6 separate regions of the Homo sapiens genome follow, and all the other regions are linked to region 5. Evidence: read pairs that join two places in POLR2A ChIA-PET (ENCODE). Cell type or tissue: HCT116. All regions are shown on one strand. Region 1 has its middle 2.9 kb from the start of RNVU1-1. Region 2 holds the start of MIR6077 (microRNA 6077). Region 3 has its middle 9.1 kb from the start of RNVU1-1. Region 4 holds the start of RNVU1-27 (RNA, variant U1 small nuclear 27). Region 5 holds the start of TRQ-CTG4-1 (tRNA-Gln (anticodon CTG) 4-1). Region 6 holds the start of RNVU1-7 (RNA, variant U1 small nuclear 7).

What was found. ChIA-PET counts read pairs that join two places held together with the same protein. Peaks named below come from ENCODE experiments on the same cell type or tissue, not always from the same donor. Only the 100,000 strongest peaks of a DNase experiment are listed, where the experiment ranks them.
Region 1: POLR2A ChIA-PET joins it to region 5 with 14 read pairs; 10 of 35 experiments call an interaction of 5 or more read pairs at or near these places.
Region 2: POLR2A ChIA-PET joins it to region 5 with 22 read pairs; 13 of 35 experiments call an interaction of 5 or more read pairs at or near these places.
Region 3: POLR2A ChIA-PET joins it to region 5 with 10 read pairs; 10 of 35 experiments call an interaction of 5 or more read pairs at or near these places.
Region 4: POLR2A ChIA-PET joins it to region 5 with 37 read pairs; 6 of 35 experiments call an interaction of 5 or more read pairs at or near these places.
Region 6: POLR2A ChIA-PET joins it to region 5 with 47 read pairs; 11 of 35 experiments call an interaction of 5 or more read pairs at or near these places.

The regions. Positions count from the first base shown.
Region 1 is chr1:148,357,094-148,362,093 of GRCh38, reverse strand. It overlaps LOC124904396. Among named protein-coding and RNA genes, the nearest start is that of RNVU1-1, 2.9 kb to the left of the region's middle. In HCT116, CTCF peaks have their summits at 353 and 558; a DNase peak (open chromatin) is centred at 423; H3K4me3 peaks cover 782 bases; H3K27ac peaks cover 801 bases.
Region 2 is chr1:148,386,557-148,391,556 of GRCh38, reverse strand. MIR6077 (microRNA 6077) reads right to left here and starts at 3,275; the gene lies at 3,194-3,275. It also overlaps the pseudogene RNVU1-2. RefSeq lists an enhancer at 3,133-3,972. In HCT116, no CTCF peak of the experiment used is centred here; DNase peaks (open chromatin) are centred at 2,616 and 3,086; H3K4me3 peaks cover 1,681 bases; H3K27ac peaks cover 1,765 bases.
Region 3 is chr1:148,350,911-148,355,910 of GRCh38, reverse strand. It overlaps the pseudogene TRQ-CTG9-1. Among named protein-coding and RNA genes, the nearest start is that of RNVU1-1, 9.1 kb to the left of the region's middle. RefSeq lists enhancers at 766-1,575, 1,576-2,386 and a silencer at 2,155-2,254. In HCT116, no CTCF peak of the experiment used is centred here; a DNase peak (open chromatin) is centred at 2,210.
Region 4 is chr1:148,520,213-148,525,212 of GRCh38, reverse strand. It overlaps RNVU1-27 (RNA, variant U1 small nuclear 27), which reads right to left and starts at 2,612; the gene lies at 2,448-2,612. RefSeq lists a silencer at 2,377-2,696 and an enhancer at 2,997-3,056. In HCT116, no CTCF peak of the experiment used is centred here; DNase peaks (open chromatin) are centred at 2,512 and 2,950; H3K4me3 peaks cover 812 bases; H3K27ac peaks cover 532 bases.
Region 5 is chr1:148,261,799-148,266,798 of GRCh38, reverse strand. TRQ-CTG4-1 (tRNA-Gln (anticodon CTG) 4-1) reads left to right here and starts at 1,620; the gene lies at 1,620-1,691. It also overlaps the pseudogene RNVU1-22. RefSeq lists silencers at 1,596-1,675, 1,843-2,028 and enhancers at 1,326-1,985, 1,790-2,085, 2,648-3,307. In HCT116, no CTCF peak of the experiment used is centred here; DNase peaks (open chromatin) are centred at 1,778, 3,098 and 3,558; H3K4me3 peaks cover 2,463 bases; H3K27ac peaks cover 2,924 bases.
Region 6 is chr1:148,036,514-148,041,513 of GRCh38, reverse strand. It overlaps RNVU1-7 (RNA, variant U1 small nuclear 7), which reads left to right and starts at 2,598; the gene lies at 2,598-2,761. RefSeq lists enhancers at 1,617-2,158, 2,185-2,721, 2,875-2,984, 2,722-3,257 and a silencer at 2,545-2,784. In HCT116, no CTCF peak of the experiment used is centred here; a DNase peak (open chromatin) is centred at 2,843; H3K4me3 peaks cover 419 bases; H3K27ac peaks cover 231 bases.

The DNA of each region.
Region 1 (5,000 bases), 95 kb before region 5:
AAAATCTTCGTGTTTTCCCCTAGGCCCCTGTCACCTTTTACACAGCCTCTGTTTCAGGATTTCTGTGCTAGCGAGGAATCAGTTCTCACCTCATAGAGCCAGGTGGAAACTACGCAGACAGGCACTCTTCTTTGGGATGAAAGCAGGGCCTTTGGGGCTCTTAGTGTCCCCGTTCGGTTGTAGACATAACACGCTTGCTTTGTGTAGGAGAACGGCTCTGCCAGCGCCCAGGTGTCCTAACGCAATTCATCGAGGCCCGCAGGTCAGAACCGCAGTCTCACTTGTCTTGGCGGAAATGCGCTGCGATCCTCCCTGCACTACATGAACACGAGAATTCCACTACAGAAGAAAACCCCAGTCCTAGTGATGGCGGTTCTGGGCATTTTGCCAGCCTCTCCCAGGGTGTGTTTTCTGACCCCACCCACTTCTGATCTGTAATGTCCTGGTCAATAGAAACTACCTGGCCCAAACGGAAAAGGCAAGGAGGAACACAGCGGGAAAGCCTATGGCGTTCCCTGGTGGCTACCCCGGGGACTGCACTCATAGATCCGCGTGTTCCGAGAAGCCTCTGCCATCCCGACTAGGGTGCGGTGCAGAAACCCGCGGCTCCAAAGAAAACCGGCTAGAACGCACAGGAAGCCCAGCCAGTGTTCAGGACACTGCGAGTGGAAGCCATACGTCCTACGGACTGATCTAGTTTGATGAAGACGAGCCATTTACTTCTAACCCCAGCAGCGGACATTGCCTTGCTCAAATATAAAATATATGAACCAAGACGAAAGCAACTTTCATTGCGTTACTAATGAGCAAACGGGTTTTTAGAATGGTTAAGAAATGTCCCTTGTTTTGGGACCGTCATCACTAACGTATGCTTGGGATTCCTGATCGAGGAGTTTCTGAGCAAAGCAGCCCACCAATCCAGTGGCTGAGAACGGCTTGGATATTGGCTTCCAGGCGCATCAGAAATACCGAGGTTCTGACAAAGACGTGAGCTTCTGTCTGCCTTTGGGAAGGCCTTCTTCCAGTACTGGCGCTGCCGCTTGCCTTCTGTTTGACCTGGGGCCAGGTCCTTCAATTTGCTAGGCTTCAAGTTGGAAAGTGTTACAGGAAAATAATAAGACGAAGTACTTCTTAGAGTTATTGCACAGATTACAGAAGATAGTCTAATAGTACAGCTAGCATCCTGTATGGCTTACATTAAGGATTTGCTGATAGGAAACAACATCCCAGATAAAGTTTTTTCCCCCTTAATTATGAAATATAACAAAGGAAATTGTGTAGGCTTCTGCTTCAGGCCTCTGTAAAATTTGAATGAATTTTGCACTTATGAAGATTACGTCCTTTTACAAAATAAGTTAATACTAAAGAATGACAAACGGAATTTACAAAACAAATATTAACAAAAAGAACTTGTTCTTAGCAGCTTTGTTTACAATAGTCCCCAAACTGGAAACAGTTCATATGTATCAAGAGGTTAATGGACCTTTTGTGATATATTCATCCAATGGAATACCACCCTCAGTAAGATGGGACAAATTATGGAAACATGAGATAACATGGGTGAATCTCAAAAGAGTGCATTCTGTGTGGTGCCATCAAGGTGAATTTCTGGAACAGGTGAAACTAACCTGTATAGTGGCAGAAAATACATCATTAATTGCTGGGGTCAGGGAGTCGAGGGGACTGACTGCAAAGGGCACAAGAGGACCTTCTGGAGTAGTAGACATGTCATCAAACTTGAAATGGATGTATTGTACCATATTCAACCAATGCCTTAATCAATTTGATTGTAAAAAGTAGTAAGAAAACCACTGCAGGCCAGACGTGGTGGCTCACGCCTGTAATCCTTGCACTTTGGGAGGCTGAGGCAGGCGGATCACCTGAGGTCAGGAGTTTGAAACCAGCCTGGCCAACATGGAGAAACCCCATCTCTACTAAAAATACAAAAAAAATTAGCTGGGTGTGATGTAGACGCCTGTAATCCCAGCTACTCAGGAGGCTGAGGCAGGAGAATCTCTTGAACCTGGGAGTGGAGGTTGTAGCATGTGGAGATCGCGCCACTACACTCCAGCCTGGGTGACAGAGCAAGTGATGCTGCTCTAAAAAAAAAAAAAAAAGAAAAAGAAAAAGAAAACAAAAGAAAAAGAAAAAGGCCGGGCACAGTGCTTCATGCCTGTAATCCTAGCACTTTGGAAGGCTGAGGCAGGCAGATCACAAGGTCAAGAGATCGAGTCCATCCTGGCCAACATAGTGAAACCCCATCTCTACTAAAAATACAAAAATTAGCTGGGTATGGTGGCACACGCCTGTAATCCCAGCTACTTGGGAGGCTGAGGCAGGAGAATTGCTTGAACCTGGGAGGCGGAGGTTGCAGTGAGCTGAGATCGAGCCACTGCACTCCAGCCTGGGCAACAGAGAAAAACAAAACAAAACAAAACAAGAACTCCATCTCAAAAACAAACAAACAAACACTGCAAATCATAATGCATTCTACTTAATTTAACTTATGTTTAGCTTTAGAGGATTCCTTTAGAAAAGCGTCTCTCTAAATGTGATTGAGAGTTCAGGAATTCCTTCGTTTCTGTTTCTGTCTCTTTGTCTTCAGTTAAATTCATGCACCATTAAATGGAATATTTGTTTTTTGTTTTTTGTTTTTTGTTTTTTCGTTTTTGTTTTTTGTTTTTTCGTTTTTGCTTTTGTTTTTTTTTTTTTTTTTTTTTTTGAGACGGAGTCTCGCTCTGTTGCCCAGGCTGGAGTGCAGCGGCGCCATCTCGGCTTACTGCAAGCTCCGCCTCCCGGGTTCACGCCATTCTCTCGCCTCAGCCTTCTGAGTAGCTGGAACAACAGGCGCACGCCACCGCGCCCGGCTAATTTTTTGTATTTTTAGTAGAGATGAGGTTTCACTGTGTTACCCAGGATGGTCTCGATCTCCTGACCTCGTGATCCACCCGCCTTGGCTTCCCGAAGTGCTGGGATTACATGCGTGAGCCACCGCGCCGGACCCAAATGGAATATTTGTAAAATAAAAATAGAGTCTAAGCTCAATATTAGAAAAGCATATATATATATATACATATATATATGTATATATATATATGTATATGTATATATATAATATTTAGCTCCTATATATATGTATATATATAATAGATAGCTCCTATATATGTATCTATATAATAGCTCCTATATATATGTATATATATAATATATAGCTCATATATATATATATATATTTATTGTTCTGTTTTTTCTTTTGCAGGGGCGTTGGGGGGACAGTCTAGCTAAAATATACATTCTTCTCTCTGTAGATATACCAGAAGAACATGATTCAATCAGTGTTGCCCTAATGTTAACAAAAGTTATTTTGAACTTATGGTGATCAGAAATTTTACATATCTGTACTTTTTCTGTATTAGTGTTATGGTTTATGCTAAGCATGTATAATTTAAAAAAAATGAGAGTAACTTTAAAATGATTTGGAAGAAAAATATGTACATATGTGAACAGTACTTAATTCCAGGTGGTGGGAATATGGATGACTGGTTATCTTCTTCTTTCTGTATCTTTCATATTTTTAAATGGAAAAACTCAATGACCTGGAAGTGAAAGAACAGATTTGGAAGGGGTGTGGGGCAAGTGAGAGGAAAATGCAAGAGAAGGACAAACCTAGTTCTGGCAGGATTGTGTTTAAGTTGGAGGTTTCTAGGGAGCAGTTGTTGGGATAAGAAGGATATGGGGAGGCAGGAGAATCATGAAAATATTTAGGACAGTGTGTTGCCTGTCATATTATTCCTCCTCCTTTCCTGTTTCTTCAAAAGAAATATACAGACTTACACTTCTTTTCAAGCATATGTACTATTTGTGTTTCTCTTTTATTAATGTAACTGGTGAGTTTATCTTGCTGGTTGCCCAGAAAAGCCAATGGAGCTGAGAAAAGCAGGCTTCCTGCAATAGAGAAAGAATCTAATAAATGCAGAGACAGCTAAGTGACCAGGACAGAGGTTTATTATTACTCAAATCTGTCTCCCCCCAAATTCAGAGGACACTTTTTTTTTTTTTTTTTTTTAGGATAGTTTGGCAGGCAAGGGGCTAGGGAATGGGGAAAGCTGATTGGTTGGGTTGGGGATAAAAATCACAGGGAGTCAGAGCTTGTCTTCCTGCACTGAGTCAGTCCCTGAGTGGGGGCCACAGGACCAGATGAGCCAGTTTACCGGTCTGGGTGTGCCAGCTAGTCCATCATAAGGCAGGGTCTGAAAAATACCTTGAACACCAATCTTAGGTTTGACACTAATGATGTTATCTATAGGCACAATTGGGGAGCTTAGGAATCTTGTGGCTTCTGGCTTCATAGCTCCTGAGCCATAATTTCCAATCTCGTGCCTAATTTGTTAACTTTGCTAAGGAGGTCTGATCCCCAAGAAAGGAAGAGGTTTGTCTCGGGAAAGGGCTATCATCTTTGTTTCACACTTAGACTTGGAACTAAACTCCTCTCATATTTAGCCTGGCTTATGTCCAGGAATGGACAAGGGAAGCTTGGAGGTTGGAAGCAAGATGCAGTGCTCAGGGTCACTTAGCCAGGGAAGGAGGATGTGAAAGCAAGAATTTGAAGTGAAGGCAGCCTAGCTCCAGAAGACATTCTCAGAACCACTGTGTTTATATTGCTCCTAATGAAAGTGCCCTGGAAAAAATTATGACAGTGAGAAAAACTTGACATAGAAAAAGTATGACAGTGAAAGAAATCTGACCAGAGTGACCCTGGGCAGGTAACTTAACATCTCTGCATCTCAGTTGTCTCATATGGAAGATAAAGATGATGGTGTGACCTTGGCCTGTGGTAAAGACTAAATAAGTAATTATGCACACTCATTGTCTGTGCCTGACATGTGGCACTTGGCATGTCAGGCACAGTTGATGAGTGTTCATATGTTACTTATTTGCATGTTAGCTCTTGTATTATGCCTGCAACACTGCACAAAGAGCAGATGTGACCAGGTGCAAGG
Region 2 (5,000 bases), 120 kb before region 5:
ATCTGACATGGCTGACTCCATTTTGGTTCTAGCCTCACAGGCTAGCTGTCTTTGCTCATTCCTGCACAATTTCTCCCAAGCTATTTTTGGGAAAAATTGAGTTTATAGTTCAAATCAGGGGTCCCAAACCCCCAGGGCCACAAGACAGGTATTGGTCCATGGCCTGTTAGGAACCCAGCCAAACGGCAGGAGGTGAGCTGCAGGCTTTCGAGCATTACCACCTGAGCTCTGCCTCTTGTCAGATCAGCATCAGCATTAGATGCTCATATTAGCTTGAACCCTATTGGGAACTATGCGTGTGAGGGATCCAGATTGTGCACTCCTTATGAGACTCTAACTAATGCCTGATGACCTGAAGTGGAACGGTTTCATCCGGAAACTATCCACCACCCCCTTCCATGGAAAAACTGTCTTCCATGAAGCCAGTCCCTGGTGCCAAAAACACTGGGGACAGCCAAAAAGTTTGGTTAAAATGATAACCTTCCCCAAAGCTAAATTACCCCTGTAAAACTAATGAAAGGCCACCAAGTTAGGAGGATGAAAGGGACCTGAATTCTACTAAGATGTATGCCTCATTAAATAATCACCAGCCATTATTCCAGAGGTCACAAGATTTGCAGCTTCCCCAGTTACTGCTGTGAAGAACATCACTATTGTAGAACCTAAGATTGGCCTCTTGAGATGTCTTTTCAGGCTTTTGCATTTCTGACTACTGGATGGCACCATTTGGCCCGAAAATCAATCAGTCCCTTAGCTCCCACCCAGAAGCTGACTCAATGCAGGAGGGCCATTTTCCACACCCCTGTGATTTCATCCCCAACAATCAGCACCGCCCAAGCCCTAGCCCCCTCCCCACCAAACTGTCTTTGAAAAAACCCTTACCTCCAAGCCTTCAGTGAGATTGATTTGAGTAATAACTCTGTCCCCTACATGTCATGGCTAGCCTGTGTCAGTTAAACTCTTTACTGCAATGCCATGGTCTCCGTGAATTGATTTTGTGTGTACAGTGGGCAGGAAGAACCCATCAGGTGGTTACATCTGCAGGATGGTGCCAGTTCTTTCCACAAAGGCTGGTCAGATACCCAGAAAGTATTTCTCCACTACTACCTGGACAATGTGTCTCCCAGTCAGTCTACAGGGAATGGGGTCTGGATCAAGTATTTCACATTCAGCAGTTACTACGCTGTCACCTAATCCCTCATTTTCAATATTTTGCCATGTCTTCCAGTGGCCTAACTGGCCACCATGCCACAGAATCTTTACTTTGTGGTCTCCAAAGAAGAATTCTCCATTTGATGTTTTGTGATTTGAGCAATGGAATAGAATCTGATACTGGTGGGCTGGGGGAGGTCCCCGGACACTGGTAGGATCTCGACCCCAGCTGTGGTGTCCAGGCTCTTGACACCATCTCAAGAATGAGGTCAAGGATGAGTTAGCAAATAGTGAAAGAAGAGATTTATTGCAAAGCAGAAAGTACACACTCAAGAAAGGGGAGTTTGGGCATACCTGAGAGAGAACAATGGGTTCTGGGGTTTCATCTCAATGGGTTTCTTTAACCAAGGAGTGGAATATTGATGAAAATTCCTGGGTAAAGGTGGAGATTTCTCAGAACTGTGGTGCCATCCATTTTTACATCAAATATTGGTCTCAGAACTGTCATGGCACTGGTGGGTGTGTGATTTAGTATGTTAATAAGCGTATAATGAGGGCCTAGGTAAAACCTACGTCAAATCCAGCACCACATTGGGTCCAGTCAGTCTTAGCCAGCTTGGTCCACACCCTGGTTTTTCAGCATCTTATCAGCCCATAGCCTCAAGTCATGTAAATCTGCTGCCTAGAATTTGTTATCCTGTGACCACCCTGTATTATTCCTGTCTCAAATCTACTTGTAAATATTCAAATGGTCTTTGACTTGGGAATTCCAACTTTGCTTACTTCACAGTGTTTCCTGCATTATAATCCCATATAAGAAAAGATGATCCAGACATTTGTTAAGCATCACAAATAAGATGTATCCCAGGTATTTTTGTCAAATTTGGATTATTTTGGTTTTGTCTTTGCAGAATATAAAAAACTAACACGAGGTAAGCAATAAGGTCTGGAGATGGCTGTGCAAAAGATGACAAAGTGCAACACCACATTTGAGAGTGTCCAATCATTTCTTCTGTGGCAGCATATTTTTCCACAATACTGAATTTGGAAAAAAATAAAAATAAAAATAAAAAAAACTACAAGATTCATTAAACTTGACAACTGTTTTTATAACATTACCAGTGATAAAATCAGTAAGGAAGGCTGGTTTGCAGTCATCTGAGAAGCCTCTTTACTTTCATAAATATGGTTTCTCTGTGACATTGAACGGCTTCCAATTTCAAGCGGAATGCTACATTACAAGGATAAGTATGTGAAGAAAACCGGTTTCTTTTGTAGTCCTAAACGTTCTAGTCTGCGAAATAAAAGTCATTATGTGAAGAAGAGTACCCAGGCTCCATCTGGCCACCGAAAGTTTGCTTCACAAGATAGGCTAAGGACCAGCTTCTTTGGGCGAAAACAGATGCCGGGGCGGGAGGGAAAAAGGGAGAGGCAGACGTCACTTCCTCTTGCTGGTTCAGGCAGCGGGTTGGTCGGCTGACTGGCAGAAAGGCAGATGGGGCCTGGGAAAGGCACTGTCGGTGACATCACGGATAGGGCGACTTCTATGTAGATGAGGCAGCGCAGGAGCTGCTGCTTCCCCACCTGCTGCTTCGCCTCGAAGGAGTTCCCGAGCCTTGGGAGCGGGCTCAGGACCGCTGGTCCGGCCGGAGAGTCCCAGCTGTGTGTCAGGGCTAGGAGGGCTGGGGGGTGCGCGGGGCAAGCGACCGTGCGTGTAAAGGGTGAGGCGTACGGGGCGGAGGTGCAGGAGCTCATATTTACTTGGCAGGGGAGATAACATGATCACGAAGGTGGTTTTCCCAGGGCGAGGCTTATCCATTGCACTCCAGATGTGTTGACCCCTGCGATTTCCCCAAATGTGGGAAACTCGATTGCATAATTTGTGGTAGTGGTACTGCGTTCGCGCTTTCCCCTGATTTTTTGTAGTTTCAAGAATACGCTGTACTCTAAGGGCTACTTTTTTCTTTCATTGATTTGTGTCTTGGACGTGTTATTCTTACAGTGGAAGGCTGGGAAATAGGAATTAAGATGTCGCTTCTCCCACTGAGGAGAAATAGGGAGCGTCAGCCTTAACACAAACAAACTAGCGCGAAGGCCGTACAGCTCTTCCCTTTCTACGCAGGGCTGCTTTTTGCAGAGATTGGTCCATGGTCTCCAGTGTCTTGGGTTCTCACGCTCTGTGAAAATCTTCGTGGTTTTCTCTAGCCCCCAGAGTCACCTTTTACACAGCCCCTGCTTCTAACCGCAGCCCCCTCAGGAGTTTGTAGGATTTCTGTGCTAGCGGGGAATGTGTTCTCACCTCATAGAGCCAGGTACAAACTACGCAGACAGGCGCTGTTCTTTGGGATGAAAGCAGGGCCTTTGGGGCTCTTAGTGTCCCCGTTCATTTGCAGACATAACACGCTTACTTTGTGTAGGGGAATGGCTTTCCCGGAGCCCAGGTGCCCTAATGCAATTCGTGGAGGCCCGCAGGTCAGAACCGCAGTCTTACTTGTCTTGGCTGAAATGCGCTGCGATCCTCCCTGAAATATAAGGCAGGAAGTTTTATGAGCAGCGGGGTCCAGTTTCCCTATTATCTCCTGCTGTTTACATATCTAGTCTTTCTTCAGACTTTATTTAAATGACAACTTCTTGTTTGATGTCTCGCTTCCATATCCTACATCCATTGCCAGGCAACTTTTTAGATAGCACCCCGACCCATCCTTCCCACCCCCAAGCAGCCCTTTCCTACTTCTGGCGCCAGTGTCCTTCCCGGTCCGTCTTTCTTCAGGCCCTCCCTTATCACCTTCATGGACAGAAAATACTTAGCTCTCTTTCAACCTGCAGTTTGCACCTGACACGCGTCAGTACCCTGGCAAATTCCTTAATACCCCTTCTCAAATGGCACTGTAAATTCATCTCTTTTTAACTCCCAGAAGTATCTAATTGGTCTTGTCCCTGCATTGCATGAATACTAGTATTCCACTACAAAAGAAAACCCCAGGCCTAGAGATGGCGGTTCTGGGCATTGTGCCAGCATTTCCCAGGGTATGTTTTCTGACCTCACCTACTTCTGATCAACTGAGGTCAGGAGTTCGAGACCAGCCTGACCAACATGACGAAACTCCGTCTCTACTAAAAATACAAAAAAAAAAAAAAAAAAAAAAAAAGCAAAAAAAGCAAAAAAAGCTGGATGTGGTGGTGTGTGTCTGTAATCCTAACTACTGGGGAGGCTGAGGCAGGAAAATCGCTTGAACCCAGGAGGCAGAGGTTGCAGTGAGCTGAGATCATGCCATTGCACCTCAGCCTGAGCGACAGAGCGAGACTCTGTCTCAAAACAAAACAAAACAAAACAACAAAAAAAAACTAGGCCATCTGAGACATATTATTGGAGACAGTAGAATCCTGCATCCAACAGGCACTTGGTGCAGATCTGAACCCACTGAATTATTGGCTCATGTTCCGTCTGTTTTATTAAGTATCATGAGCAGAAATTGAGCTCTTTGGCTTTTACACACTAAGTATGGCTATAGGACAGGTCTCTCTCTCTCTCTCTCTCTCATTATTGTGTCATTATTTTTTGCCATCAGTGTGGGCTTTTGGTTTTGATGTTATGAAGTGAATTTGTATGGACAATTTCTGTTGGGTGGTGTTGACAAGGATCCAATCCCTGTTTGGTAATACATGACAGCTAATCTGCTCTGTGAGACTTTTTTTATTGTCTATTTATTGTCCTGAGAATAATGGTATTTCCTGATATTTGAGACTGCAGCAATGATAAGTTGTTCATATCTTGTCTTTCCAATGTTTGGTAAAAATTTTATGGGCCCAATAGTTGTCAATATCTGCAAGAGTGGCATCCCTGTTAC
Region 3 (5,000 bases), 89 kb before region 5:
GACTATAAAATATTTAAATTCAAAATACAAATGATGGCTGGGCATGGAGGCCAGCACGTAATCCCAGCAATTTGGGAGGCCCAGGCAGGCAGATCACTTGAGTCCAGGAGTTCGAGACCAGCCTGGCCAACATGGCAAAACCCCTGTCTCTACAAAATTAGCTAGGCACCGTGTTGTACACCTGTGGTCCCAGCTACTTGAGGAGGACGGGCTGAGGATCAATTTAAACAATATCATATGTAAAAACAATTTTTTTTCCTTTAAGTTTAGTCAAGTGAAGCAGTGGGAGTGGAGAAGGAACAAAGAAATCTGTAGCTAGTTGTGATAATTGGTTGTAAACAGGAAGGATTTTTGATGCACTGTACAGTTACCAGTTACATATGCTCTAAAGCTGGTGGTGAACAGCAACAACAGCAGTGTTCTGGTCCCCCCTACACTTTTTTCTAGGGATAACAATTTTGTTTTCTTCCTTCCTTCCTTCTTCCTTCCTTCCTTTTTTCCTTCTTTCTTTTCTTTTCTTTTTTTTTTTGCGACGGAGTCTTGTTCTGTCGCCAGGCTGGAGTGCAGTGGCGCCATCTCAGCTTCAGCTCACTGCAACCTCCGCCTCCCAGGTTCAAACGATTGCCTTGTCTCAGCCTCCCGAGTAGCTGGGATTACAGGCACGCGCCAAGACGCCCGGCTAATTTTTGTATTTTAGTAGAGACGGGGTTTCACCATGTTGGCCAAGATGATCATCTCCCGACCTCGTGATCCGACTGCCTCGGCCTCCCAAAATGCGGGATTACAGGTGTGAGGGATAACAATTTTCAATGCATGCAGTCAACCTCTACATATTGTTGCTCTTTGACTGCCCAGTTTTCCATCCTAGGCCCTGCAGTCCAGCCTGCAAGGGGAAATGGAATTTGTGTGTTTTCCTTCCTATCAGTCCACTCCAAGGAGCCAACAAGGCACCTCTCTCCCGTCTCCCACCCCACACCTCCGCACGCCCTCCAAACTGAGCCCCTCAAAGACTGCGGTGTTTTTCAGTCCTTCGTAACCGCTGAAAATTTTCATATTTGCAAAATATGAAAATCAGAGCGATGGTCCTGAGCGTCTGGCGGGACATCTTAGCTTGCTCTCAAGACCCACCATAAGCCGCATCCAAAGTGTTCCGCCAAGCAGAAGAAAAGATTTTTCATCTGTCGCGTCCTAAGGCATCTTCTCCTTGGGGCAAGGTACTGGCAGGAAGAGGGGGAGCCCCCACCGTCCCGCACTCATCCCTCCGAGCTGCTCAGGCTCCTCTTACCCGTGGTGCTGCGGGAGACCGGCCCGGCGACCGAAGGTCAGAACCCGCGCTCCCGGCCCGGGCGCTTGAAGAGGCCGCCGCGCGGATTTCTCTTTACGGTTGAAATTTTGGGACGAAAGAATGAGATTTCCTGGAGTCGGGTTCCAAAGCTTAGTGAAACAGCGACTTTTAGGTCCCGCAATAGAGACGTAGGAGCTAGAAATTAGGCATGGAAATCTGAATATGAAGAACAGAGTAAATTAACATTCGGAAGAGGATGGGCCATCCGAATAAAACAGTGTTACTTCTAAGTTAGGTCTCAAACCATCTACCCTAAACTGAGACATAATCACCAATGACTGAGCTAACCCCATCAAAATTTCTCACGTCACCGTTTACTTACCAAAAAGACAATGGATGCGATTACGAGATTTCCCGAGTGAAAGGAATCTCGGGGTCTAGCACTGAGGGGCCGCAGCCCTTTTAGTGTAGGAAACCTATCACCCCGAGGCCCAGGGTCGCCCTGAGAGGGGATGGGGACTTGTTCGGTTGCTGGGACGCTGGCTGCGGGGTCCGGGCCTCCGATTGCAGGGGGCCGGGAGGCTCGCCCAGGACTGGGACCAGGATTGGTGACTCCGATGGGATGTTTGGGCAATTTCCCTGTGGAGCAGGCCACTGCAAGAAGCCGGTTTCTGGGACCCAGACCACTGAGGAGGAAAAGGGAGAGGAGGAGGGACATCGTAGGGGACGCATTGCGAGGCCGGAGCAGGAGGGACACGGGAGAGGAGGAGGGACATTGCAGGGGACGCATTGCGAGGCCGGAGCAGGAGGGACTAGGGGATTTGCAGCAGCAGAGCTTCCTTCCCCGGGACCCAAACCTTCCTTTCTCTTCTTTAACCCAGGACTTGGTACGAAGGGCAAATGTAAACCACATCCCTTTCACTCTGTCTTTGAGGGTGGAGTTTGCTTCCCAAAGTGGCTTCTGGCTCCAGAGTAAAAGGCCAGCAGACACCAAGGTACCACCGAGATTTGAACTCGGATCGCTTGATTCAGAGTCCAGGGTGCTCACCATTAACCCATGGAACCAGCTGTTGAGAATACTCTCAGTTATGAGCATTTGACAAGTGAATTCTCAGCCTCCATAGTCACCAGAATTTCCTTTTCAGGTATTTTTTTCTCTTTGTCACACAGGACTTGAGTACCTTTAATCTACAATAGGAGGAGTCGCCCCAGACTTACCTCTCTCTGCCCTTCTCTTTAGGTTTCTATCTCAGAGAATGAGATTAAGCACCTTTCAGGATTAGGAACAGAGAAGAGCTATATTTAGGCCTCCACTAAAGCCAACAGTTCTGCCTGGGTTGCCAGAGTTTCCTGCTCTGAAATAAACATTCTGCCGAGACCCTCTACCCGCTGGGGTTTCTTTCTTTTTCTTTGCAAATTTCCTTTTCCCTTTATCCATGGGGCACTGATAACCATTTCTGGAACAAGATTTGGGATATGCTGGAATTTCTGCTCTTCTTATTCTGCCTTCTTCTCCTCCTCTTTCTCCTCCTCCTCTCCTTCTGTTTCCAGTCCCCTCTCTCTCCTGCTCCCTGTCTTCCTCACACTACCCCCACACCCATTTTCCCCAGCTCCCTCCAGCTTTCTATACTTCCTGCCTCCTCCTCCTTCTCTGCTCCTTTTTGGCTACCGTTCCTCTTCCTTCTCTAGGCTCCCACCCTACCCACCACCAGCCTCCCACACGCAGCCTACACTAACAGAAGAATGGCTACCACGAGCTGAGAGGAAGTTGAGGAATATGTTTCTAGTCAGGACACTTTGGGGGATCTTTGCTGGGGATTGTGAGTGCGGTGACACCAACCGAGATGATGAATATCAGCCAGTCCTTGAGGCCTGGGGAGGACCAGCAGATCCAAGGCCACCCCATACCTGGGGTGACCCAGAAGAGTCATGTTCACATTCCAAAAGGCTAAATCTGATTGCGAAAGTCCAAGGAAATTGAAAGCAGTAGGAGCCATCGTCTTTGCAAGTCCAGTTCCAAGTGGAAGGATCATGGTGCTTCCTTCCAGTCACCACAAGGTCAGCACACAGGCATTTGCATTGCCTAGGACTCAACTGGTACCCTGGATCCCTGGCTAGGGCCTGTCCAGAGAAAAGCTAGGCGTGGGGCCCATTTCCACCTAGGCAGAGGTTCCTGGGGAAGTTAGGTGCTCACCAAGAGATTGCCCCTTACCATCCTCCTGAGGGTGTGTGGAGCCTCAGCGCTGCTACCTCTTGGACTCCACCCTCCGGATGCCACCACCTCCCACTGTCCAAGCCTTCCAGTGAAGTCTCCAAGGCTCTGATTTTTGAATCATCCTGATTTGGTGCGTCAAGAGCTGCCTCCCACAAAGTGAGCAGATGTGGAGAGCTGCCAGATCTAAAAGGTAAAATCGCAAGGCATTGCCAGCTAGATAGGGACAGAGTTCCCTCTCTATTTGATGATTTGGATTCAAAGGGTAGATGTCATGGCCCCTAAACATCACAGCATGACCAGGGCATGCCACCCACGACCTGCAGTGCCCTTGCACCTGGTTAGGTGTAAATTATTTTACTGAAGCAGACAAGTGTTCTCTTCTGGACTTTTTCCTTCCTTAGTGGCTAGATCTCTCTCTCCCTCTCTCTCTCTCTCCCCCTGAGTCCCCCCATTCTCTACCCACCTTTATTTTCTCTATTTCCACCCTGTTGCCCCTCTTCCACCTGCTTTCTCCTGTTCAGCTTTCATGGTTCACCCCTTCCTTGCCCACTGGCATCCCCCAAATTAAAGCTGCTGCACTGTCCTGGGTGGGGAGGTGGGTATGGCTGTAGACAGTGCCCTCCAGACATGTCCAGGATGGGGAAACATAGTGCAGCTGCCAGCATAATGCTTTAAAAGAATGGCCACTTTCAAAAGCCTTTCACATCTCCTAATCTGGGATCTTTTGGGACTAAAACGTTATGGACCATAGTGGAATTCTTTTTCCTCCAGGACCTTGTGGTGGATGCCTTCTTTCACTGAGCTTTCATGTGTGGCTATTAAGTGCCAGTCCCTGCTCTTGGACAGGGACATCATTGTGAGCAAGTCTCAAGTCACTACTCATGGAGTGGGTCTGGAGCTCACCTCTGCAGGCATCAAGAGGTGTCAGAGAGAAAGGGGCATGGCCAGTTTGTGTCTTTCCCATGTGGCCACTCACTGAGTCCTGGGGAGTGGAAGTCAGTGCAAGGAAAGAAGCCCAGTGAGAAAGCAAATGGACAACATCAGACCTGGGGCTGAGGCCCCCACCTGCAGCGGGGCAGCCTCTGAAGCAGGCAAGGGGCAGCAGGGAAGGTCGTGGCCTGGTGTAATCTGGTGTTGGGTGCCCCAGCTCATTCATGTGGATGCCCAAACTTACCCAAAGGCAAGATTCAATATCTCTGTTCTTCAGAAGAAAATGTGTCTTCAGAGGAGAACGGAGAGGTTGGGGAACACTTTCTTACCCCCATGCTAACTGTACTTGATGTTACAGTATGGTATCTCTGTGCTATAATTAGTTAGCATGTGGTCATTAATGGAAACGATTGATGGTTTAAGCCCATTCCCAGATATTCTAGTCTTCATCTAAGTTCCCTCCCTCCCTCTTTCCCTCCTTTTCCTTCCTTCCTTCTCTTTCTTTTTAAATAGACCACTTTGCACTGAAATCTAAGTTCTTTTTCTGACATTTAATTCTCTCACAAAATT
Region 4 (5,000 bases), 260 kb before region 5:
TACGAAAAGAAATTAGCCGGGCGTGGTGGCCGGCGCCTGTAGTCCCAGCTACTCGGGAGGCTGAGGCAGGAGAATGGCGTGAACCCGGGAGGCGGAGCTTGCAGTGAGCCAAGATAGCGCCACTGCACTCCAGCCTGGGAGGCAGAGGGAGACTCTGTCGCAAAAAGAAAAAAAAAAAGAAAAGAAAAGAAAGAAAACAGGAACTAGGGAGGGGCAAGGAAGCAATCAGGATGAATGAGGGGTCCGGCATCTCATTGTCTGGGTGACTTTCAGTTCTTTGATATCTTTTTTGAGAGGCCTGAAGGAAGGAACTCAAATAAAACAAATATCGAGTTTCAAACTTTCAGATCAGAAGGGTCCATTTCTATGTTTATCCAAAAATCTACGTATGGGACTATTGGGTGGGTTTCAGACCAAGAAAGAGTGTGCATATCAAAGTCTGCAGTTAACCAAAGAGAAAACATAATTTTCCGACCAATAGGATGTATGGGGGTCAAAGAACGACCAGCCTACAGTACTGTTTATTGGCCTGAGCATACGGAAGGATGAAGTTGCACCAGCGAAATGGGATTAAGCTGCAGGTGCGGGCTGGGCGCGGTAGCTCACACCTGTAATCCCAGCACTCTGGGAGGCTGAGGTGGGTGGATGACTTGAGATCAGGAGTTTGAGACCAGCCTGACCAACATGGTGAAACCTCGTCTCTAATAAAAATACAAAAATTAGCCGGGCGTCATGGCGGGCACCTGTAGTCCCAGCTACTAGGGAGGCCGAGGCAGGAGAATTGCTTGAACCCGGGAGATGGAGGTTTTAATGAGCCGAAATTGCGCCACTGCCCTCCAGCCCGGGCAACAGACCGAGACACCTTCTCAAGCAAAAATAAAAACAAAAAGCTGCAGGTGGAAAAAAAAGTCTGGATTTTGGTTCAGAGCCCCTGGGGCCTTCCTCAGTAGTTTTCTCTTTCCTTGAAAAAGGAAGCCTGTCTCAGTCTCTGCATCTCTCTGAGTCCTTTTGGAGATTGAGGATGGTGAGGTCTCAGTGCTTGGCCCCCTTCTAATTCTGGGTACCTCCCCTCCCGTGGGTCAACCTGGTCCAGTGCACAGGCCCCAGCTCCGACGACCATCTCCCCCCTACCCTTTGCTCCCAGCAAAGGCCATTTCTAGGTCAGTCGTGAGGTACAGCCAGGACAGGGCAGCTCGCTCCGAGATTTTTGGCTCTCGAAGGCCTTGAGCGCTGTGGTTCTGCAGAACGCTGTCTGCCTCTTGTGGAGGAACTGACACCCGCTGGAGAAAGTGTGGAGGGAAGCGAGGGCTGCACCTGCACGCAGGAGCTGAGGCAAGCGGCGGTTCCCAGCTCTCAGTGCAAAAGACATTTGTCATCTGAGAGGCTGGACTCAGTTATTATAATTTTCAATTTTGTCAATAAAAACCGAATGGAAATTTGTTTTCTTACTTGTAGAAACCTCCTCGCAAGACCTCCCATCTTACATTCCAGGGAGAATTAGCAGGGTATTCCGCCAAGACATAGGTTAGACTGCGGTTCTGATCTGCAGGCCTCGATGCCCTGCGCCGGGGCACCAGGGCACGGGCAAAGCCCTCCCCCTACACAAAGCAAGGGTGTTATGTCTACAACCGAACGGGGACACTAAGAGCCCCCAACATGCACGGTTTTCATTCCAAAGAAAACCACCAGTTCTGAGTACAACTTCCACCTGGCTCTATTAACTGAGTACACGTTTCCCCAGCACAGAAATCCTACAAACTCCCGTGAATGCTGTGGTGAAAAGCAGGAGCTGCCAGGGCAAGATGGATCGCACCTGTAATCCCAGCACTTCAGAAGGCTGGGCGGACCACTTGAGCCCAGGAGTTGGAGCCCAGCCTGAGCAGAATGGTGAAACCGCTACGAAAAAAGAAAAAGAAAGGAAAGAGAAAGAAAAGAAAAGAAAAAAAAAGAGAAAAAACTAGCCGGGTGTGGTGGCGTGCGGTTGTCCTACTCGGGAGCCTGAGATGGGAAGATCGCGCCACTTCTCCAGCCTGGACGGTACAGCGAGACTTGTCTTAGGGAGGGGGGGAAAAAAAACAACAAAAAAAACAGAGGCTAAGAGGTAACTCCGAGGATGACAGAAAACACCAGAGTTTTTAAGAGATGTTAGAAGCCCTGGGAGCACTGAACAAACCAGAAAGCTCCCGACCCTTGATCCCTGAGCTCCACCTAGCAAGTACCGCGGCAGCTAACCTGGGAGAATACCCCAACCAACAGAGACTGAAATTCGCCTCCCGAGAGAGTAAGTGGATAATTCTAACCTGTCCCTAAACATGGCCTCACAAAGGAAAACTAACCGTTGCGAACGGAAACAACTGACCGGACAGAACACAGCCACAAAACACGAGCCCGCACCCTGAATTACAAAAACACTTACGGCTCATCTACTATTCGCACCACAAAAGCGCCAGGGGAAAGCACGAACGCAGCCCCCCACTATCACAAATTATGCAGTCGAGTTTCCCACATTTGGGGAAATCGCAGAGGTCAGCACATCTGGAACGCAATGGATAAGCCGCGACCATGAGAAAAGCGCCTTCATGATCATGGTATCTCCCCTGCCAGGTAAGTATGAACTCTTGCACTCTCCGCCCCGCCACAGCCTCACACGCTTCACCCTTTACACGCACGGTCACTTGCCCCGCGCACGCCCCCCCCCCCCCACCCCCCCCCCCCACCACCCACAGCCCTCCTAGCCCTGACACACAGCTGGGACTCTCAGGTCCGACCAGCGGTCCTGAACCCACTCCCACGGCACGGGAACTCCTTAGTGGCGAAGCAGCAGCCCCTGCGCTGCCTCATCTACATAGAAATCGCCCTATCCGTGATGTCACCGACAGCGCCTTTCCCAGTCCCCGTCTGCTCTTCCGCCCTACCCTCCGCCGACTCAGCCCATCAACCCGCTGCCGGAGCTGGCGGAGGAAGTGACGTCTGTCTCTTTCTCCTTTTCCTCCTGCCATTGTCCTTTGGGGAGGTTCGCAGAGACCCCGCGTCTGGTCTCCCCCTAAGACTGTGGTACTTGATCTGTGTCCTGCAGAGAACCCTTCTGGCGGCCAACAGGAAGCTTGTGCACCCTTCTTCAGATAATGTCTTTTAATGCGCAGACTTGAACGTTTAGGATTACAAGGAAAACCGGTTCCTTTCAAACCTGTTTATCTTTGTGATGTAGCATTCCGCTTCAAGTTGAAAGCCGTTCAATGTCAGAGAGAAAACATATCTATGAAACCAGAGAGGCTGCTCAGATGGGTTGCAAACTAGCCATCCTTACTGGTTTTACCACTAGAAGTGTTACAAAGACAGTTGTCCAATTTTATGAATCTTGAAGGGTTTTTTGTTGTTGTTGTTATTTCAAATACAGTGTAATACAAAATGATGTGGCCCCCGCAGAGACGATTGGACACTCTCAGGCATGGTGATGGAGTTTGTCATCTCTTCCACGGCCATCTCAGAACCTTAGTGCTTACCTCATATTAGTATTTTATATTCTCCAAAGACACAAAAATAATCCCAATTTGACAAAACAAACAAAAAAAATCTAGGGTATGTCTTATTTGAGGTGCTTAACAAATGACTGGATCATCTCCCTTGTATATAACCCAGAAAACACTGTGAAGTAGAGCAAAATTGGAAAGCCCAAGTCAAAGACCATTTGCAAATTTCAAGTAGATTCCAGTCTGTTGCTCAAATCACAAAACATGAAATGGAGGGGTCTCCCTTGGAGACCATAAAGTCTGTGACATGGTGGCCAGTTGGGTCACTGGAAAACATGGCAAAATATTGAAAATGAGGGATTAGGTGAGAGTGTAGCAACTGAACACTAAATGCTTGATCCAGGTGCCATTCCCTGGATACTGACAGGGAGACACATTGTCCAGGTAATACTGGAAAAATACTTTCTATAGTGTAAACCACAAATAAAATTCCAAGCCCCTCAACTATTTGAATGCACCCCTCCTCTCAGCCAGGGTCATTCCAAAGTTAACCTGAAAAACTGGTTCAGACCATGATGGGAAGTAGGGGTCAGATATGCCTCATTATACCCTCCTTCCTTTGGAATTCAGGCACAACTGACCAGCACATCCGACCAGGCCCAACTGACATTACAACAGCGATCTCAAGACTTTTTGTAGCAATAAGACACCAAACTCCAGGCTGACTCTAGTGTAGCATTACATGACAGATAGCAGGCCCTGAAAGAAATACAAATATTTTACCCTAAAATACATTTTTTATCATATTTTGAAATGTCCCTACAAAGTTGTCTCTTGTGGGGAAAGTCTACATGCTACAGGGAATCCCTTTCCAGGCCTTTTCCCTAATCTAGGCACCTTTTTAAGTCTGATAAGAAACATTTACAATCAATTCTCTCTGAAGCCTGCTACCTGGAGGCTTCATCTGCATAATAAGAACAACCCCTTAACACAGAGACTGCCTTCTATGGATTCCAGGTCTTTAGATAAACTCTTTCAACCAATTGCCAATCAAAGTATCAGAAAATAACGGCTGGTAACTATGTAATTATGCATATATATGAGTAGAATTTTGGGGGTGGGCACAGTGGCTCATGCCTGTAATCCCAGCACTCCCTCAGGAGGCTGGCAGATTGCCTGAGTCCAGGAGTTTGAGACCAGCCTGGGAAACATGGTGAAACCCCATCTCTACAAAAAAAAAAAAAAAAAAAAAAAAAAAAAAAAAAAAAATTAGCCAGGCATGGTGGTGAGCACCTGTGGTCCCAGCTACTCAGGAGGCTGAGGTGGGAGGATTACTTGAGCCTGGGAGGTGAAGGTTGCAGTGACCCAAGCTTGCAACACTGCACTTCAGCCTGGATGACAGAGGAATGGGCCTTCACTAGACACTGAACCTGCTGGCAACTTGATCTTGGACTGACCATCCTCCATAACTGTGAGCAATAAATTTTTGTTGTTTATAAGTTACTCACTCTGTGGTATTTTGTTATAGCA
Region 5 (5,000 bases):
CTCAGCAAAGGCCTCTCAGGCCTCTCAAAAAGCGTCATAGACCTGAAACTCAGCAGATGACAGCCTCCAGACAATGAGATGCCAGACCCCTCACTCATCATGAGTGCTTCCTCACCCTTCCCTAGTTCCTCTTTTCCCACCCACAGTTACAGTTCTTCCCTGCTACATAAACCCCTCACTTTAGTTGATCAGGGAGATTGATTTAAGACTGATCTCCCATCTCCTCAGCTGCAACACCCAATTAAAGCCTTCTTCCTCAGCAATACTCAATGTCTTAATGATTGGCTTTCTGTGAGCTGAGCAGCAGGGCCTAGACCGAATTCCTGGGCTTTCAGTAACAATACGTGTTTACTTTTAAAGACTGAAATTAATGGGTCATGATATATTGAGAAACTGGAATGGCATCAACTTGGCCAATTCTGAGAAAACACACTGTGCTTAAATGTCAGGGGCCTGCCTCCTGACCTGGACAGTATATGGCTGATTTTGAGTCAAAATAGGAGAGTATGGCCTGGTTTGAGTGTTTTACAGAAATGTAAAACATGGCTGATTGCTTTTATTTTAAATCCAACAAATCTCCATTTCTGGTGAGAAAATTTTGTTAAAACCAACCAACCAAACAAACATAGAAGTATATGAATAAAAAAATAAAGGATTCCCTGCTTCCCAATCTCACTTGATTGCTGTCTTCTGTTATATACTACAGGGAGGAAGGGGGCAAGGTGCCCAGGAAGTCCCACGTCCTGTTTTGACAATCATCTGGCCTCCTTGGGCAAATGGAAAAGAGGGAAAGCATAAAGAAAATAACAGAAATTTTGCAGATATTTCATCTCCGGGCTGGGTGCGGTGGCTCACGCCTGTAATCCCAGCACTTCCGGAGGCCAAGGCGGGCGAATCACTTGAGGTCAAGAGTTTGAGACCAGCCTGGCCAACATGGCAAAACCTCATCTCTACCAAATATACAAAAATTAGCCGGACATGGTGGCCCATGCTTGTAATCCCAGCCACTGGGGATTACAATCACTTGAACCCGACAGATGGAGGTTGCAGTGAGGGGAGATCACCCACTGCCACTGCATTGCACTCCAGTCTGAGCAACAGAAGGAGACTCTGTCTCAATGAAAAGAGAGGAAGGGAAGGGAAGGGAGGGGAGGGGAGGGGAGGGAAGGGAAGGGAAGTTAATCTCGGCACAGGAAACTCTGCCACCGAAGCTTGAATGAAAGAAAGAAAGAGAGAGAGAGAAAGGAAAGAAGGAATGAAGGAAGGAAGGAAGGAAGGAAGGAAGGGAGGGAGGGAGGGAGGGAGGGAGGGAGGGAGGGAGGAAGGGAGGGAGGGAGGGGAAGGGAAGGAAGGAATTTCACCTCGGCACAGGAAACTCTATGACCGAGGCTTCAAGGGCTCTTCTCTGGCCCTAAACCCACAGTGGATTTTGCCTCTTTTTCCGGGGTGCAAATGAAATGACAGAAGTCGATCAACGGAGAGGGCAGAGAGAAAGCAAGAAGGATGGCTCCTTCCTGCAGGTCCACCTACCTTAAGTGTTGCTTGTGGAATCTAAAGAAATGCCTTAACATGGGTGGGTGGGAACTAATTCAGACACCTTTAACAACTTTATGTTGCATGGTTCCATGGTGTAATGGTAAGCACTCTGGACTCTGAATCCAGCGATCCGAGTTCGAGTCTCGGTGGAACCTTTGTGTTTCATTGGCATGGTAAGGCCGTGTTTTACTTCCTAAATGGAATGGAGATTCCGCTGATGTTCAGAAGCTCTGCGCTGCAGGTCTCGGTGTCCCTTCTGCTCCCGCTGTCTCAGCCTCGCGATGTCACCCTCTTCGTCTCCCTCTTCGGTGTTCGGGGTCCCAGAAACCGAGTTATCACAGTGGCCCGGACCACGGGGAAATTGCTGAATCATCCTGTTGGGATCACCGAGCCTGCAGGGTCCCCTTCCTGGGCGAGCCTCCTAGCCCCGTGCAATCGGAGGCCCGGACCCCCCCCGCCAGGGACCCAGCGACCCAGGAAGTCCCCACCCCTTCTCAGGGCGACCTGGGCCTCGGACATTCGGGCAACACTTGACTCATGGTCTTGTGGTATATCTACAGAGAGAAGAATGTATATTTTAGCTAGACTGTCCCCCCACAGGCCCTACAAAAGGAAAAAGAAGGAAAAATAATAAAGAAGGATATATATACCTGAAAAAATTATAAAATAATAAAAATATATATTGTATATATTTAAAATATATAAAAATTATATATTAAATATAATTATACATTTTAAAAATATATTAAAAATATATAAAAGCATATATAAAAGCATCCATTTCAAGTTTGATGACGTGTTTATTACTTTAAAAGGTCCTCCTGTGCCCTTGCAGTCAGTCCCGCCCTCCCCCTACCCCAGCAATCAATGATGTATTTTCTATCACTATACAGGTTAGTTTTACCTGTTCTAGAAATTCACCTTGATGGCGCCACACAGGATGCACTCTTTTCATCACTCGGCATAATGTTTTTGAGATGATCCATTTTATCTCATGTTTCCGTAATGTGTCCCATTTTATTGCTGGGTAGTTCGGGTAGTTGGGGTAGATCGCAGCACATTCTGCCGACAGGTGAGACTGCGATTCCGACCTACGGGCCTTGGTTAATATAAGCAAGGGCACCTGGGCGCGGGGAGAGCCGTTCCCCTACAGAAAGCAAGCGTGTTGTGTCTACAACGGAACGGGGACACTGCTCTCATCCCAAAGAACAGCACCCGTCTGCGTAGAGTTTCTACCTGGCTCTAGGAGGTGAGAACACATTCCCTGCTAGCACAGAAATCCTACAAACTACTGCGGGGGCTGCGGTTAGAAGCAGAGGCTGTGTGAAGGGTGACTCTGGAGGCTACGAAAAAACACGAAGGTTTTCACAGAGAACCCAAGAGACTGGAGACCATGAAGCAAAGTCTGCAAAAAGCAGCCCCACATAGAAAGGTTGGGGAAGAGCCCTGCGGCCACTTAGTTTGTGTTAAATAAGCTCACGACAGCGGCGGAGAGGACCGTAACGCGATACTTTCTGTTTCTCACGCTTGAGACAGTAAGGACGACACTTAACATGCCGTCAAAGCTACAAACCCATAGAAACTAAGAGTAGCCCTTCGCGTAGAGCTCACGTTTTGCACTGCAGTATCTCAGCGGAATTCACTAACGCAGCCCCCCCCACTACCACAAATTATGCAGTGGAATTTCCTACATTTAGGAAAATCGCAAGAATCAGTACACACAATAGAAAAAACCTCACTCTGGAAAAACGATCTTCACAATACTATCTTCCCTCCCAGGTAACTACGGATTTGCACACCTCCGCCCCGCCACAGCTCCATACGCCTCAACCTTTACACGCACGGTCACTTGCCCCGCGCGTCCCCGAGCCCTCCTAGCCCTGACACACAGCTGGGACTCTGAGGTCCGACCAGCTGTCCTGGACTCGCTCCCACAGCACGGAACTCCTTCGTGGCGAAGCAGCAGGTGGAGAAGCAGCGGCCCCTGCGCTGCCTCATCTACATAGAAGTCGCCCTATCCGTGATGTCACCGACAGCGCCTTTCCCGTCTCCGTCAACTTTCCCGCCCCATCTTCCGCCACTCAGCCGACTAACATGCTACCAGAGCCTGTCCACCCTTCTTCAAATAATGGTTTGTAATGCGCAGACTAAAACATGTTGGATTACACAAGAAACCGGTTCTCTTCCCATCGTTATTCTTCTGATGTAGCATTCTACTTGAAATTGGAAGCCGTTCAGTATCAGAGAGAAACCATATCTATGAAACTAGAGATGCTGCTCAGATGACTGCAAACCAGCCATCCTTACTTGTTTTACCACTAGTAGTGTTATAAGGACAGTGGTCCAATTTCATGAATCTTGTAGGGTTTTTTCAAATACAGCAATGTACAAATATGCTGTCCCAGCAGAGCACGCTGGACACGCAGGCATGGTGCTGGAGTTTGTCATCTCTTCCACCTTCTCTAGACCTTAGCACTTAACCTCATGTTAGCACTTTATATTCTGCAAAGAGAGAAACAAGGTGGTCCAAATTTGGAGAAAAAAAAATTGGGGGGAAATTTTGAGGTGCTCAACTGATTACTTTTAATCTGTAGAATACAACCCCAAACTCTGACAATACTCCACAGACTCCAAATCTATCAGGCGAGTTTTTCCTGTCCTTTGCTTTCATATAAATCAAATCATAAAGTGTGTAGTGGGTTTTGTGGGAATATAACTGCCCAATGGGTTCACGTTGCCTGCTGCCTAGACAGAACCAATTTATCAAGACAGGGGAATTGCAATAAAGAAAGTTATTTACCCAGAGCCAGCTGTGTGGGAGATCAGAGTTTTATTATTACTCAAATCAGTCTTCCTGAGCATTCTAGGACCAGAGTTTTTAAGGATAATTTGGTGGTTGGGGGCCAGTGAGTTGGGAGTTCTGATTGGTCAGGTCAGAGATGAACTTACAGGGAGTTAAAGCATGCTCTTGAGCTGGGTCAGTTCCTGGGTGGGGGCCACAAGATCAGATGAGCTGGTTTATCCATCTGGGTGGTGCTAGCTGATGCATCGAGTGCAGGACTACAAAATACCTCACGCACTGATCTTAGGTTTTACAATGCTGATGTGATCCCCAGGAACAATTTGGGGAGGTTTAGAATCTTATAAGCTGGAGGCTGCATGACTTCTAAACCATCATTTCTAATCTTGTGACTAATTTGTTAGTCCTGCAAAGGCAGTCTAGTCCCCAGGCAGGAAGGGGGTTTGTTTTGGGAAAGAGCTGTTATCATCTTTGTTTCACAGCTAAACCATAAACTAAGTTCCTCTCAAAGTTATTTTGGCCTGTGCCCAGGAATGAACAAGGACAGCTTGGACGCTGGAAAAAAGATGGAAGCAGTTAGGTCAAACCTCTTTTGCTGTGATAATTGTCCCAGTTATAATTTTTGCAAAGTCGGTCTCAGGAGCAGAGGCATAGGTTTGACTTC
Region 6 (5,000 bases), 230 kb after region 5:
TTGAGCTATGTATTCATCTGTTGCAACTGCTTGCTATCACCCCAGGTAGCTGTAAATTAATCTAATAATGCCACACCAAACACTGTATCCCACACCCTATAACAAGGGATAGCCAAGCTCTCATCAATGCTATTTCTGAAAACCAATGAGAATTCCTGACAGGCACCTTTCTGTCAGCCCATTGTGCATCCCCCCTTTTGACCTTTAAAAACCTGCTTGTGACAAAGGCCAAAGGGAGCTCAGATCCAAGGTTCTTTTGGTGTGAGTCTTCCAGGCAGCTGTCTTCATGTTGGCTCAAGTAAACTCTAGATTCTATTTTGTGCTTCAGCCTCTTTCTTTTAGGTCAACATGTTCAGCAACAGTAGAATAAATAAATAAATTGGCCTATATTCATACAAAGGAATACACACAGAAACAAATAACCACATGAATAACATGAAAAATTCATAGATGTAAGACTGAGTGAAAGAAGTCAAACCTATGCCTCTGCTCCTGAGACCGACTTTGCAAAAATTATAACTGGGAGAATTATCACAGCGAAAGAGATCTGACCTAACTGCTTCCGTCTTGCTTCCAGCATCCAAGCTGTCCTTGTTCATTCCTGGGCACAGGCCAAAATAACTTTGAGAGGAACTTAGTTTATGGTTTAGCTGTGAAACAAAGATGATAACAGCCCTTTCCCAAAACAAATCCCCTTCCTGCCTGGGGAGTAGACTGCCTTTGCAGGACTAACAAATTAGCCACAAGATTAGAAATGATGGTTTAGGATCATGCAGCCTCCAACTTATGAGATTCTAAACCTCCCTGAATTGTGCCTGGGGATCACATCACTATTGTAAAACCTAAGATCAGTGCGTGAGGTATTTTGTAGCCCTGCACTTGATGCATCAGCTGGCACCACCCAGATGGATAAACCAGCTCATCTGATCTTGTGGCCCCCACCCACGAACTGACCCAGCTCAAGAGGATGCTTTAGCTCCCTTTGAGTTCATCTCCGACCTGACCAATCAGAACTCCCAACTCACTGGCCCCCAGCCACCAAATTATCCTTAAAAATTCGGGTCCCAGAATACTCAGGAAGACTGATTTGGGTAATAATAAAACTGGTCTCTCACACAGCTGGCTCTGGGTAAATAACTTTCTTTATTGCAATTCCCCTGTCTTGATAAATTGGTTCTGTCTAGGCAGCAGGCAACATGAACCCATTGGGCAGTTATATTCCCCCAAAACCCACTATACACTTTATGATTCAGTTTATATGAAAGCAAAGGACAGGAAAAACTTGCCTGATAGATTTGGAGTCTGTGGAGTATTGTCAGAGTTTGGTGTTGTATTCTACAGATTAAAAGTAATCTGTTAAGCACCTCAAATAAAGTTTCCCCCAAATATATATATATTTTTTCTAAATTTGGACCACTTTGTTTCTGTCTTTGCAGAACATAAAGTGTTAACATGAGGTAAGTGCTAAGGTCTGGAGAAGGCCGTGGAAGAGATGACAAACTCCAGCATCATGCCCGAGTGTCCAGTGTGCTCTGCTGGGGCAGCATATTTGTACATTGCTGTATTTGAAAGAACCCTACAAGATTCCTGAAATTGGACCACCGTCCTTATAACACTACTAGTGGTAAAACAAGTAAGGATGGCTGGTTTGCAGTCATCTGAGCAGCCTCTCTAGTTTCATAGATATGGTTTCTCTGATATCGAACGGCTTCCAATTTCAAGTAGAATGCTACATCACAAGGATAATGATGTGAAGTGAACCAGTTTCTTGTGTAATCCTCCATGTTTTAGTCTGCGCATTACAAGCCATTATTTGAAGAAGGGTGGACAGGCTCCAGATTTCTGCCAAAGAGGTCCTCGGCAACACAGGCTAAGAACCGGCTTCTGGGCAGTCGTGATGGCTCACGCCTGTAATCTCAGCACTTTGGGAGGCCGAGGTCGGCGGATTACCTGAGGTCAGGAGTTCGGGATCAGCCTGGCCAACATGGTGAAACCCCGTCTCTACTAAAAACACAAAAATTAGCCGGGCTTGGTGGCGTGTGCCTGTAATCCCAGCTATGCGGAAGCCTGAGGCAGGAGAATCGCTTCAACCCGAGAGGCGGAGGTTGCAGGGAGCCGAGATCATGCGACTGCACTCCAGCCTGGGCGACAGAGCGAGACGGCGCAAAACAAAAAACAAACAAAAAACTACAACAGAAACACCCGCTTCTTTGGGGAAGACCATGGGCGGGGAAGAGAGGGAAAGGAGGCAGAGGCAGACATCACTGCCCCCGCAGGCTCTGGCACCATGTTGGTCGGCTGAGTGGCGGAGGGTGGGGCAGAAAAGCAGACCGGGACGAGGAAGGCGCTGTCGGTGACATCACGGATAGGGCGACTTCTATGTAGATGAGGCAGCGCAGGGGCTGCTGCTTCGCCACTGGCTGTTTCACCACGAAGGAGCTCCCGTGCCGTGGGAGCGGGTTCAGGACCGCTGGTCGGACCTGAGGGTCCCAGCTGTGTGTCAGGGCTAGGAAGGCTCGGGGGTGCGCGGGGCAAGTGACCATGTGTGTAAAGGGTGAGGTATATGGAGCTGTGACAGGGCAGAAGTGTGTGAAGTCATACTTACCTGGCAGGGGAGATACCATGATCACGAAGGTGGTTTTCCCAGGGCGAGGCTTATCCATTGCACTCCGGATGTGCTGACCCCTGCGATTTCCCCAAATGTGGGAAACTCGACTGCATAATTTGTGGTAGTGGGGGACTGCGTCCGCGCTTTCCCCTGAATTTTTGTAATGAAAAAATAGACTCCCCTATAAGGGTTATTCTTAAAACTGCAGTTTTGTGGCTTGGGTGGCATGTTAAGTGTTCTCCTTACAGTCGCAATGATGGGAAACAGAAAGTAACGTGTTATCCTCTCCGCCGCCGTGAGCTCTTTTAACACTAAGTGGCCGCAGGGCTCTTCTCTTCCCTTTCTACTTGGGGCTGCTTTTTGCAGATCGCTTCATAGTCTCCAGTCTTTTGGGTTCTCATGCTCTGTGAAAACCTTCGTGTTTTTTCATAGCCCCCAGAGTCACCCTTCACACAGCCTCTGCTTCTAACCGCAGCCTCCGCAGGAGTTTGTAGGATGTCTGTGCTAGCGGGGAATGTGTTCTCACCTCCTAGAGCCAGGGAAGAAACTACGCAGTCGGGTGCTGTTCTTTGGGATGAAAGCAGGGTCCCCGTTCGGTTGTTAACATAACACGCTTGCTTTCTGTAGGGGAAGGGAGGTCTCTCCCGGCGCCCAGGTGCCCTTGCTCATGTTCACCGAGGCCTGCAGGTCAGAACCGCAGTCTCACCTGTCGCCAGAATGTGCTGCGATCTACCCCAACTACCCGAACTACCCAGCAATAAAATAGGACACATTACGGAAACATGAAATAGCGTGGATCATCTCAAAAACATTATGCCGAGTGATGAAAAGAGTGCACCCTGTGTGGCGCCATCAAGGTGAATTTCTACAACAGTTAAAACTAACCTGTATAGTGACAGAAACTACATCATTGACTGCTGGCCTCAGGGGGAGGGCGGAACTGACTGCAAAGGGCACAAGAGGACCTTTTAGAGTAATAGACACGTCATCAAACTTGAAATGGATGCATTGTACCAAAGTCAACTCACACCTTAATCAACCTGATTGTAAAAGGGAATAAGAAAACCACTCCAAATCTTAATGTCTTCTACTTAATTTAGTGTACGTTTATCCTTAGAAGATTCCTTTAGAAAAATATCTCTCTAACTGTAATCGGGAGTTGAGGAATTCCTTCGTTTCTGTTTCTGTCTCTTTGTCTGCAGTTAAGTTCATGCACTATTAAATGGAATGTTTGTAAAATAAAAATAGAGTCTCAGCTAAATTTTATAAAAGCATACATATATGCGTCTTTATTATTTTATTATTTTTTCAAGTATATATATCCTTCTTTATTATTTTTTCTTCCTTTTTCTTTTAGGGATAGGGACAGTCTAGCTAAAATATACATTCTTCTCCCTGTAGATGTACCACAAGACTGTAACTCCAGGGTTGCCCAAATGTTATGAGAAGTTATTTTTGAACGTAAGGTTTTCAAAAATTTTACATATGTTTACATCTTCTCTACTGTTAGTATGGTCTATGCTTAGCATGTATAGTTTAACAATGATTTGGAAGAAAAATATGTAGGTATGTTAATAGTAGTTAATTCCAGGAGGTGTGAATATGGATGACTGGTTATCTTCCGCTTTATGAATTTTTTATATTTTTAAATGGAAAATTCTCAATGACCTGGAAGTTAAAGAACAGATTAGATATGGAAGGGGTGTAGGGTAGGTGAGAGGAAAATGTAAAGGGAAGGACAAACCCAGTTCTGGCAGGACCATGTTTAAGTTGAAGGTTTCTGGGGAGAAGTTGTTGGGATAAGAAGGATACGAAGGAGGCAGGAGAATCATGAAAATATTTAGGACAGTGTATTTATTGCCTGTCTTATCATTCCTCCTCCTTTTGTGTTTCTTCCAAAGAAATACACAGACTTATATTTCTTTTCAAGCATGCTTACCATTTGTGTTTCTCTTTTATTAATGTAACTGCCTGGTAGGTTTATCTTGCCCATTGCCCAGGTAAGCCAATGGAGCTGAGAACAGCAGGCTTTCTAAAATAGAGAAAGAATTTAATAAATGCAGAGGCAGCTGAGGGACCAGGACAGGGGTTTATTATTACTCAAATCTGCCTCCCCCAAAATTCAAAGACTAGGGTTTTTTTTTTCTTTTTTCTTTTTCTTTTTTTTTTTGGATAGTTTGGCAGGCAAGGGGCTAGGGAATGTGCAAAGCTGATTGGTTGGGTTGGGGATGAAATCACAGTGTCAGAGCTTGTTTACTGCACTGAGTCAGTCCCTGAGTGGGGGCCACAGGACCAGATGAGCCAGTTTACCGGTCTGGGTGTGCCAGCTAGTCCATCATAAGGCAGGGTCTGAAAAATACCTTGAACACCAATCTTAGGTTTGACACCAATA